Linked DNA regions of Mus musculus: regions 1 and 2 are each linked to region 3. Evidence: chromatin contacts called from ENCODE Hi-C or POLR2A ChIA-PET data. All regions are on one chromosome and are shown on one strand. The core of a region is the stretch at or near the end of the contact, and the rest is flanking DNA. Distances in the headings are between cores, read along the strand shown.

Evidence for each region. A loop is a pair of places that touch in the nucleus more often than their neighbours do. ChIA-PET counts read pairs that join two places held with the same protein, here RNA polymerase II (POLR2A).
Region 1: a loop to region 3 is called in a map of v-Abl transformed pro-B cells, with 2.4 times the contacts of the local background. The contact joins the enhancer-like site here to the promoter of Wasf2 in region 3. A Hi-C loop is called at or near these places in 3 of 37 maps with a recorded cell type or tissue (regulatory T cell and v-Abl transformed pro-B cells). POLR2A ChIA-PET finds 5 or more read pairs at or near these places in 3 of 5 experiments (Patski and embryonic stem cell).
Region 2: a loop to region 3 is called in a map of heart, with 4 times the contacts of the local background. The contact joins the enhancer-like site here to the promoter of Wasf2 in region 3. A Hi-C loop is called at or near these places in 16 of 37 maps with a recorded cell type or tissue (CH12.LX, T-helper 1 cell, T-helper 17 cell and 5 more). POLR2A ChIA-PET finds 5 or more read pairs at or near these places in 3 of 5 experiments (Patski and embryonic stem cell).

What each region holds. Positions count from the first base shown.
Region 1 is chr4:133,089,838-133,093,376 of GRCm38, forward strand. No RefSeq gene overlaps it. Among named protein-coding and RNA genes, the nearest start is that of Gm26615, 8.2 kb to the left of the region's middle. Within about 2 kb of position 1,739, at least 1 of the 3 ENCODE cell types and tissues checked has a DNase peak (open chromatin) inside an H3K27ac peak, as active enhancers do.
Region 2 is chr4:133,167,354-133,171,072 of GRCm38, forward strand. The region is part of intron 1 of Wasf2 (WAS protein family, member 2); the gene reads left to right. Among named protein-coding and RNA genes, the nearest start is that of Mir7017, 26 kb to the right of the region's middle. Within about 2 kb of position 2,303, at least 1 of the 3 ENCODE cell types and tissues checked has a DNase peak (open chromatin) inside an H3K27ac peak, as active enhancers do; it is heart, where a contact is called at or near this core.
Region 3 is chr4:133,128,986-133,132,398 of GRCm38, forward strand. Wasf2 (WAS protein family, member 2) reads left to right here and starts at 1,648. Exons shown (of 9, transcript NM_153423.6): 1 at 1,648-1,743.

The DNA of each region.
Region 1 (3,539 bases), core at 489-2,988, 39 kb before region 3:
TGCTCACGGATGCACACAGAGAGAGTCCTTATAGACTCACAACCTCACAGATACCCACCCACAGCCAGGTTCCAGGAAGCCAATGCACCCTGGTCAGCACCCAACCCAAGTTCACACCTGTGCTGCCCACCACAGCGCCTCCCCTTTTTTGTGACCAGCGAGGTTAGCACAAGGACAGCATAGGTGTATGCCTGGAATGCTGCCCTTAGATGCTAACCCTTCTACCCCTAGGACTTAGGAGTTGGGTTCAGGGAGAAGACACACACACCCCCCTGAAAAACAGGATGCTCTCAAAACAGTGTGATCTGGTGGCTAATAGTGGCGTGGGAGGGCCCTGCTGCTCAGGTCAATCTCCTGCCCCTTCTCTGTCCCACCCTTCTCCCTCCCTCCTTGCATTCCTCCATCTTCCCTATCCCACCCTCCCTCTCTAGGAGCCTTTGGTACAGAACCAGGCTCTCTCTCCGTTAGAAGGTATCACAGCCTTTGTGTGATCAGCAGATGGGCTAAAGGCAGAGAGACATATCGCTCGCGACAACAGTAACAACAAATCCTTTGTTATAACCTGAAGGCTATCTGGCTCGTGGACCATGCTCATAGCTCTCTGCAAGGAGGAGCCCTAGGTTCCAATCCTGGTCCCCTGTCCTGTGACCCTGGGATCAGTTTGCTGACCTTCCCTGGGTCTCTGCTGCCTCAGTAAAACTGGCAGAGCCAGAGAGTGATTCCTGAGGCGATGGCTGGCGTTCTCAGACACTGCGGCAGTTGTATAAGCAGGGAGCAGGGCTGAGAGCCTGGCTTGAGCCATAAAAGCCCCCTCCCTAGAGGCTTTCCCTAGCAGCCCCCACCCCCAAGGCCTGCTGGTTTAGGTTAAAGCACCAGAGACCAACAGCAACCCCTGGTCCCCAACACATAAACACGTATACTCTTCCAAGGTTTAGCCACTTCCTCTGCCCTCTCTGGACCTCTGTATCCAGGCTTGTGTATTTAGGGGCTCGGGTTTGGGCTCTGTGCCATGGAGCCAGTCTATGTGTGCACTGTCTGTCTGTCTGTCCCTCTGCCAACAGCCTTCAGGCGCCAGGAGGGGAGGCAGCAGCAAGGAGGTGGGGGTTGGGAAGGAGGTAGCGTTGACAAGTTCCAATGTCTGGCTTTCCCTCCTGGAAACCCCAAGCTGGGCTGCCCCCCCTCCCTTCCTGTCTCTCTCGCTCAAGCACGTCCCTTCTAAGCCCCTCTCTGCAGACACCCCCAGTGGAACCAAGCCCAGATCTGCTGCCAAGAAGGCCGACATTTCTTAGACTTGCCACGTTAAAGGGGCCCACACAGGCACACACTCAAGTCCTCCCATCCTGTCCTCCTCCCGTGCACGTTCAGGCAACCTGAAGCACACAAAGACATATGGTTGGACACAGTGACCACCTGTGCACACGGGACATAGGAGCTCATCTGACCTCGGTTGCACAGACAAATACAAACCCAGGCATCGGCTCTCTCCCCATGTAAGCTTAGCTCACCACAGCCCCACGTGGTTTCTATCACACAGCCCGTACAGACTCATGCATACAGGCACACACAGGCCCTGCCATCCAGAGAAACAAGCGCAAACACCAAGCAGTGTCGTCGCCCCCCCCCCCCGCACAGCGCCACCAATCATCCCCACCACTGCCATCACTGCCACACTCTCCCCTAATCTCTCACACAACACAGCCAAATATATACAGACACATGCTGTTCCCCTGTGCCACCAGCCATCAATAGCCACAGACATGCTTGCGTGCCTACCCCTGGACATTTGGTCCAGCCCACACAGCTCCCCGGTATCTCCCCAGACACAGATTACCAAACCACAGCCTCACACAGCATCTCTTAAAGCAGACATCCCCACTATGCCTTGTTCATAATTACTTCATTAGTCTCCTGTTGACTGTAACAAGTTCACAGGCATGCCTGACACACCCGGACATGGCACACACATAGGCACATGTACCAACCCCCTTGAAAATGCCTGGATTCCTTGCCAATGAAACGGTACTCACGGGTTTGGGGTTACACACAATTAGACACAGCATTTCTGTGTTCATAGCCAGGATTCAAACTCAGGACATGCACAGCTTTCTCTAGTGCTTATTCAAACACACAGTAGCTCTCTGAGCTGCACAAATACACACACAGCAGAACTTGCACACTTGAACTGAGTGGTGGTGGTACGCGCCTTTAATCCCAGCACTCAGGAGGCAGAGGCAGGCAGATCTCTGAGTACACAGAGAAATCCTGTCTTGAGAAAAACAAAAGAAAAAGAAGAAAAAGGAGAAGGGGGGAGGAGGAAGAAGAGGGAGATGAAGGTGGAGGAGAAGAAAGGTGGAGAAGAAAGAAGAGAAAGAGGAGAAGGAGGAGGAAGTGGAGTATAAGAAGTGGGCAGAGGAGAATTTGCACACTTGAAGGAAATTGATTCACCCCAATACAATTCTTCAGGGTAGTGTGTGTGTGTGCATGTGTGTGTGCGCGCGCGCTCCTGCACACATGTGCATGTCCATGCTCCTACGGGGACTGACCCAGATGTCTGAACCTCATGGTCACATACTGTAGCCTCCTAGCCCCCAACTGCAGCCTTCTACCTCCCTCCCTTGGCTGGTGAGAGTAGAGAAGAGCTCAGCTCTGGTTCCCTCCCTCCACTGGCTGCCTCTCTCCCTCCCATCTGGCAGAATCAGTCAGCCCTGCCCCAGCTCAGGCTCAGGCAGCCCTGGCTGCTCTGGGCAAACTCGCGGCTGGTTGGTCTCGGCCGCCGATGCCGCCGCCGCAGCAGCAGCAGCAGTGGCGGCAGCAGCAGGGGCGAGAAGGCTTCAGGCGGCTGCCAACGTGGCAGACGGCGGGCAGGGCGGCAGGAAGGAAGCTGCGCCCACTCGCTGAGGGGCTGAATGAGCAAGTGATGCAGCTGGGCAGGGGACCTTGTGTACAGCTTGGGCTCTGGGCCCACATTGGTCCCATAATGGCTGTGTGACCTTGAGCAACTTGTTCCCCATCTCTGGTCTCGTTTCCCCCTTTAGCAAATGAACAGTCTGGACTGGACAAGTCTTTGTCTGCAATTCAACAAAGGCAACAGGAGGGACATATAGGCTCACTCTGTGGACTCCAGCTTTTTCAGCCCCCAAATAAATATTTCTCACCTTTGTACAGCTGCCTCCATTGACAAATCTTTTTCATTCTGCATTGGTAATTTGGTAATGGCATTTCATTAAAAATAAAACAGATCCAAGCCGGCATGTTGACTCATGCCTTGTAATTCCAGGATTTAGGAGGCCGAGGCAGGAGGATTGCAACGAGTTCAAGGCCCACCTTTGTTAAATAAGAAGAAAAGGGGATGCTGGAGAGATGGCTCAGAGGTCAGGAGTTCCTAGCACTAATGTGGCAGCTTACAACCACCTGTCACTCCACGTCCTGGGGAGCCCATGTTCTCTCCTAACCTTTGTGGCCACAAGACATGCATATGGTACCCAGGCATACGTGTAGGAAAACACATACACATAAAATAAATCTGTTTTAAGAAGTTA
Region 2 (3,719 bases), core at 1,053-3,552, 39 kb after region 3:
GCAATCCCAGCACTTGGGAGGCAGAGGCAGGAGTTCAAGGCCAGCCTGGTCTCCAGAGTGAGTTCCAGGACAGCCAGGGCTACACAGAGAAACCCTGTCTGGAAAAAAAAAAAAAAAAACCAAAACAAAACAAAAAACAAAAAAAACAAAAAACAAAGAAGGAGGCAGAGTCAGGAGAATCTGAGCTCCAGGCCAGCCAAGACTATGTTGAGAGACACCTTGTCTCTCCAAAAAAACAGTCTTTAAACGTTTATTTTGGGTGGGTGGGGGCTTGTGTGTGTCATGGCACACATGTGGGAGTATATACGGCCTCCAGCGCAGATAGTAGTTGTGTGGTTCCAGCCCCTGTTGGTATGAGTCCAAGAATGCACAGACAGGTCATTCTGGAAATGAGCATCCCAGACCACTCCCTGCTTCCGCTGGCTCTTGCACTCTTTCTTAAACAGGGTTCTCTGATCATTGATGGGGAGCTTGTGTAATTTAATGTTTAATTGATGATGACAGCTGAAAGAAATCCGGTCTCTACAAATGTTAGGAAAAAGACTCTTCTGTTGATGAGGGAAATTATTCATTATATATTTATTTAATTAAGGCTAATTTAGGGCCTGGCATGGTGGCATATAACTTTAATCCCATCACTCAGGACAGAGACAGATGGATCTCTGTGAGTTCAGGCCAGCCTGCTCTATCTACATAGTGGGTTTCAGGCCAGCCAGGACTACATAGTAAAACCCTGTATCAAAAATCAAAACAGGGCTGGTGAGATGGCTCAGTTGGTAAGAGCACCCGACTGCTCTTGAAGGTCCGGAGTTCAAATCCCAGCAACCACATGGTGGCTCACAACCATCCATAATGAGATCTGACTCCCTCTTCTGGAGTGTCTGAAGACAGCTACAGTGTACTTACATATAATCAATAAATAAATCTTAACAAAACAAAACAAAACAAAACAAAAAAACAAACAAACAGCCAGGCGTGGTGGCACACGCCTTTAATCCCAGCACTTGGGAGGCAGAGGCAGGCGGATTTCTGAGTTCCAGGCCAGCCTGGTCTAAAGAGTAAGTTCCAGGGCAGCCAGAGCTACACAGAGAAACCCTGTCTCGAAAAACCAAAAACAAAACAAAACAAAACAAACAAACAAACAAACAAAAAAAACCCCAAAACAACAACCAGCACTCGGGAGGCAGAGGCAGGCGGATTTCTGAGTTCGAGGCCAGCCTGGTCTACAAAGTGAGTTCCAGGACAGCCAGAGCTATACAGAGAAACCCTGTCTCAAAAAACCTAAACAAACAAACAAACAAACAAACAAAAAAGGTGCTAATTTAGGTTATGGGTAGCCCATTTCAAATCATACCATTTTGTCAATAATGAATATTACTGGAAATTAACATTAGGTTAGAAAAGTACAGTAAACTTTCTGTTTGTAGCTGAAAATCATTAGTGACAGTATTCTGTAGCTTTTGATGTCCAAGTGGCTTCATAAAAAGGAATTGGGCGAAAATAGAGACAAGAAATACTCGGGTGGGTATGGGGGACTTTTGGTATAGCATTGGAAATGTAAATGAGCTAAATACCTAATAAAAAATGGGAAAAAAAAAGAAATACTCTAATAAGTCTTCTTTGCAATTAAAAAAATAAAAAGTCAAAAGAAAAAAGAGAACTAAATGTTTTTTCTCAGAGCTGAGAATATGTCTTAGTTCCATATAGCATCTCTCGAGCTTTTTTCTTTCTTTGTTTTTGTTTTTGTTTTGTTTTGTTTGTAAGAGTAGGCTACAGTTAAACTAACCTGAATGCATTATCTTTTGAGAAACCAGGTGGGTCCTGCTCTCCTGGAAATAGAGCCTAATTTTGGTCACTTATGGGGGAAATTTCTAGAAGAAAATTAAATTTGAAGGAGATAATCCTCTGATCTTCATTTCAAGAGCGACGCTGTGACGGAAGCTTGAGAATAGTAAGGTAGGGTGAGAGAGAGGTGGACAGACAGTTGGGGAATTAGCAAGGATGAATGGCCCCTGCATGTACAGTGCGCTCAAGGAGTGTGCTACTGCAGTTCAGAAATCCTGTTTCCTAGGTGTCTGAGAGTCAAATTAAAACAGGAAGCTTCTTCAGGTTGACTGCAGTTAGGCCAGAGGACATTGCTTTATCGCGTTGGAAATTTCTCTTAGTTTAGCGCAGAAGCTCTCTTGCTTGGCTTGCATAGGCGTGTTTTCTCTGTCCACTGCAGAACCTTTCTGTCCTGCCATCTCTGTTGGACATTGTTTCAGTCACCCAGCCTGATTTGTCAGTAGTGCCTTGTGTTTGGAAAGAGTGGTTATATTTGTCAGCTCAGCCCCACCCTGTGTTTCAGCAGGAAGTGGGTGTGTGCCTTAGCCTTTGAGGAAGTTTTCTTCCTTGTCCTCACTTCACAGTGTGGGGGACTGCTGTAGTCTACATTGTGCTTTTTGAGAGAAAGGGAGAAGCAGGCTCACAGTTAAACACAGGTGTGAGTCACCTGTGGGTGCTGGGTATCAAACTCGGGTCCTTTGGAAGAGCAGCAAATGCTCTTCACCACAAAGCCACCTCTCCTGTCCACTGTCACACCTTAAATGTTTTATTGCACCAGTTTGGACTATGCTGCTAAGACTGTGTAGTCTTGCCGCCAGGTGGTTATTTAACTTCAGTGAACATTGGTTTGTGGAGGGAATGAGTGGGTATTGAGAACAAAGTCTTGGGTAGCCAAGGATGGCCTTGGATTCTCTGTCTTCTGTGTTACAGGCCTGTGCCCATACTTAGCTATTAAAAATATTAAATCTGATGAAATGCACAATTTTAAGTAAGGAAATTTGAAATTTGCCTTTTGCAAGAGGAAACTGCAGAGTGAACTTGTTTACCCCCTTTCAAAGCACTGGTAACTGAGCAGTGAGGAAAGTTGAAGTGAAAGCAGAAGTTGCCATTGCCCAGACCCAGCGTCCCCACATGTTCCTGTCCCTTCTTCTGCTGATCGTTTTAAAGAGGAACTACCTCGGGAAGCATTTTCCTTGTGAGGGTTATGGCTGTGGCTCCTGTATGCTTGCCTTTTGAATGTGATCATAGAAATCTGCAGGTGTCATCAATTGTTTGTTTATTATAAACAGCTCAAAATGACTATCCTTGCCATTCTGGGCAGGCATATACCTTTTCTCAGTATGAACAGGACTGCGGAATGTGCAGTACAGACTGTTGCTGCTGCTGCTTCTCGCATGCAGCATCCTTCCACCCCATAACTACCCAATGATGTTGGCAACAAGATTGTAGAAGTTCAGGAAGCAAAAGCTGGGCTTTTTCCTGTGCTAATGTGGTGTGCATATATTCCATGCTAAACTCTACTGTGCACACTTGAAGAATTTCATCATTTGAGGGAGATCTGAAAGACCCTGTCATCCAGCTTCACTTTCAAAATATAAATCCCATCATGGTGCCAACATCCAGACTGGTTGGCATACTGCCAGTCCAGGGCTAGAGAGGGATGTGTGAGATTTTTTTTTCTTTTTTTTTTGTGTGTGTGTTTTGGATTTATTCCCTTAGGCTGAAATCTGTTAGAGGTGAATATGGGGTTGCTTCTGGGTCTGGTTTGGATATCTGGTACCTCTTTCCTTTGGACTTCTTCAGGTATAGTTCTCTCAGATTGGTCTGGGACCCCCCTAGAGTATAAATAACATAACCCCAGTATTCTCTCTGGAATATTCTTTGGGCCAATTGTG
Region 3 (3,413 bases), core at 398-2,897:
CCTTGGCTATCCTGGAACTCACTCTGTAGACCAGGCTGGCCTCGAACTCAAAAATCTGCCTGCCTCTGCCTCCCAAGTGCTGGGATTAAAGGCGTGTGCCACCACTGCCTGGCCACTTTTCCACAAGAATATTGGTCTAGCTGGTTTTACAGTGACCAGAGTGAAAGAAACAGTCACCCAGCACCCTTAGGACCATCCTGGCCTGTTAAGGGGATGAGAAAAAAAAAAGCCATTTTCAGGTGACAAGATGTCACAGAGTAAGAAATACAGGAATAGATGCTAAGTGGTGTAGGTCTGAGTTCTGTGGTCATTTCCAACTAGCTGGGTGGCTGCGGGAAAACTGTATCAAGTATTCAGGGTGTTGTATGTGTGCGTGTATGTTGTATGTGAGGATGGACCAGTGCAGGCCAGAGAATCACCTCAGGTGCTGTTCTTCAGGCAACTTTTACCTTGGTTTTAGTAACTGGCTCTCTCATTGGCCCAGTCTGGAGGAGCAGGCTAGGCTAGGCTGGGCCTGTGAGCTAGAGCTCTGCCTGTCTCTGCCTCCCCAGCGCTGCGAAGTCAGTATCATCGGGCCTGTTAGGCTTTGTTTGGAATCTGAGTTCTCAAACGCAGGTCCTCATTCTTTCAAAGCAGCACTTTACTGACTGAGCCGTGTCGTGTCGTGACCTCCACCCCACCGCCCTCACACCGTGCACCCTTTTTGAAAGGAAGCAAAGAGGGAGGCAGACGTGGCGGTAACAAAGCCTGCCTAAGATCCATTCTTCCACAAGAGGCCAATACCTGCTCTACAGAGATGCTCTAGTATACTAAATGTGCTAAGCCGGACTCGTCACGTTGTCACCCAGCCGCAGCATTTTGTATTCTATAAGTCACTTGGGAGTGTATTCTCAAACTGCCCACCTTCATGGACTGGGACGTGCCAGGGCCTACTGCATCTATTTTGTAGAACAAAGTGAGAACTAGGTAGGCAGCAGTTGTCCGAAGTTGCAGAGTGAAGTGACAGGTGTTTGGCTCACCTGACAGTGGCCTCTCAGAACTAGCTCCCAATCTCAGGATGCCAGCTTCACCCGAATACCTATCCTTTGGGGTGAGCTGAAGCCTATGACTCACTCGCCCCCACCCGACTTTCGGTCCCGCTTGGGACAAGGCGTGAAGGGACAGAACGATCTGCCACTTGAGGGGTGTCTACAGAAAGTTCATAGGCTCGGCCTGTTCTTTACACAAAAAACAGGCTGGCTCTCTGGACTCTAATAAAAATAAATCGTGTTTCAATACATGTTAGCCGAGGTCTTTCCCTGTCTTAGCAGATATTTTTGTACTTAAACTTGGGCGTCGATGTACCTTTAGTCCCATCTCCACTTCACTTGGTTTGTCCTCGCCTCTGTTTACTCCGATTGCGGAAGTCGCTCGGGTGGAGTTCCCGGGACACTACCTTTGAATACGTCTTTTGCGTACTTATTTAATTGGCATTGGATTCAGACCAATGGGATAGCTGGGGGCTCCGGGCGGGTGGGGCAGGGAGCCAATCAGAACGGTTGGCGGGGTGTGGCTGCGTCCCGGGGCGGGGAAATCGCGTAATGGCGGACTCAGGCCGGTGGAGTGCGGCTGGGGGCGTAGCGCGCTGAGGGGGGCGTCCGGCTGAGTAGCAGCCCGCGAAGCAGTAGGCTGGAGCGTTCTCCGTGGGGACGCGGACCGGCTGCCCAGCCCTTCATGTCGCTGAGGGCGACTGCGCGAGGTCAGGTGAGCAACAAGTCCCCCTGGGCGCGCCCGGCTGTGAGAGGCGAGCGCCGGCCCGGCCACCCCTGCAAGGGTCCGGTGGCACCGGGTGTCTGCTCTGACGGTCGCTGGTGCGGCTCGTGTGTTGTCAGCGCCGTGGCGACACCTCAGGGGTGGTGGTGACCCAGAGTGCCCTTCGGAGACTAGGGAGGGTCGGCGAAAGTGGCCCTACCACCAACCCACTGTGTGTTCTTGAGCAAGTCACTTCCGTCTTCGGGCCTCAGTTTACCATTTGTAAATAGACTTCACCGAAGCCTGTGAATTGGGTCTCAGCAACTCCCCGAGCTCCTGGACAAGTTCATCTCCAGGCTGAGCCTCAGTTTCCATATTTGGACCATAAAGTAATTGAGGTGCTCTTTGGGGACCCTGGCTGCTAGGCTGGGGGTAGGGACATTGTGGAGGAGTGTGTGAGCACGCGCACATGTGCACAGAATGAGCCCTACAGAAAGGAGCCTTGGCTTACGGGCCACTGGTACCAATGCATGGGTGCTACCCAGATCGTGACAGGGAAGGGCTAAGTCCTGTGGTCCTTTGAGATGAGGAAATGTTCATAGATTCAGAGATCAGGGGTTACCCTTGGCGTTTAAGCCCAGCACTGAAGAGGAAGAAAGCCAAGGAAAATGTTAATGGTTGTCCTACTATGTGCCAAACCTTAGGTATAAGTGCTTGTTTAGTTTTTCCAGCTGTCCTTGTAAGTTTACTGGTGAGGAAGTCAAGTAGGTTTCAGAGAAGTAACTTGCTCAGGGTGACACCGGAACGTGTGGCACTTACCAAAGTGAGGGTGTTTCCTCTGGGAAGCACCGGGCGCGCAGGGATAAGTTAGTGTTCTCTTACAAAGTTTGCTTTGTCATAAATGGAGGGAGGGGTCTAGCCTGGAGAGTTGATTTCACTTTTGGTGTGGAGACAGGCTAGGTCTTAAGCTCAGGATTATTAATTATAAGCCCATCTCCTTTTCTTGCTTTGTGACTAAGGAAGGGCCATTTCTGAGTGTTAAAAATCACTTCGAAGTGTGTCAGGACAGCAGAGGATTCCGTTTGAGTCCCAGGCAGGTGTCACCAATATTTGTTGTATAGAGACATGAGTTTTGACTCCAGGTGGTGTCATCAGAGTGTCTTTCTCTCCTCTGTACAAAGGCTACATTTTATTGGGAGGGAGAATTTATCCATCTGTTGTATAATTTCTTTGGGTTCCTTGGGGCTAAAGTTTCAATGGCCTGCCTGTGTTCAAGTGTAGCCTTTCTTTCTTTGTTCTTTCCTTATCTTGCAGATGAGTAAAGGCAGTGGACTTTGAGTAGGAGTAGCTGGGTACCTTAGCCCTTAAGTTTTCCAAACCGCCAGAGCTTTGGGTTAATCAAAATAGCAGGTCCAGCTGTGGGTATTGTTCTCATGTGCCAGTGTTAGGGAGGGAAATCCGAGGAGGAAGTTGCTGAGAAAGAGGGCGTTTCTGAGCTGTGGAGCCAATATGTATTTTCTTTGTTTGAAATTCTAAAACCAGAAAAGCAGCAGCTAGAGGAAGGAAGGAAAGGACTTGCAAGCCTGCTTCCTGTCAGGGAGCTGTAAGGACTGTCCCGGGCCATGTGGGAGGCACCGCTTGCCCAGAAAAAGGCAGTTGAGTTGGCTGGACTTTGAGAACGG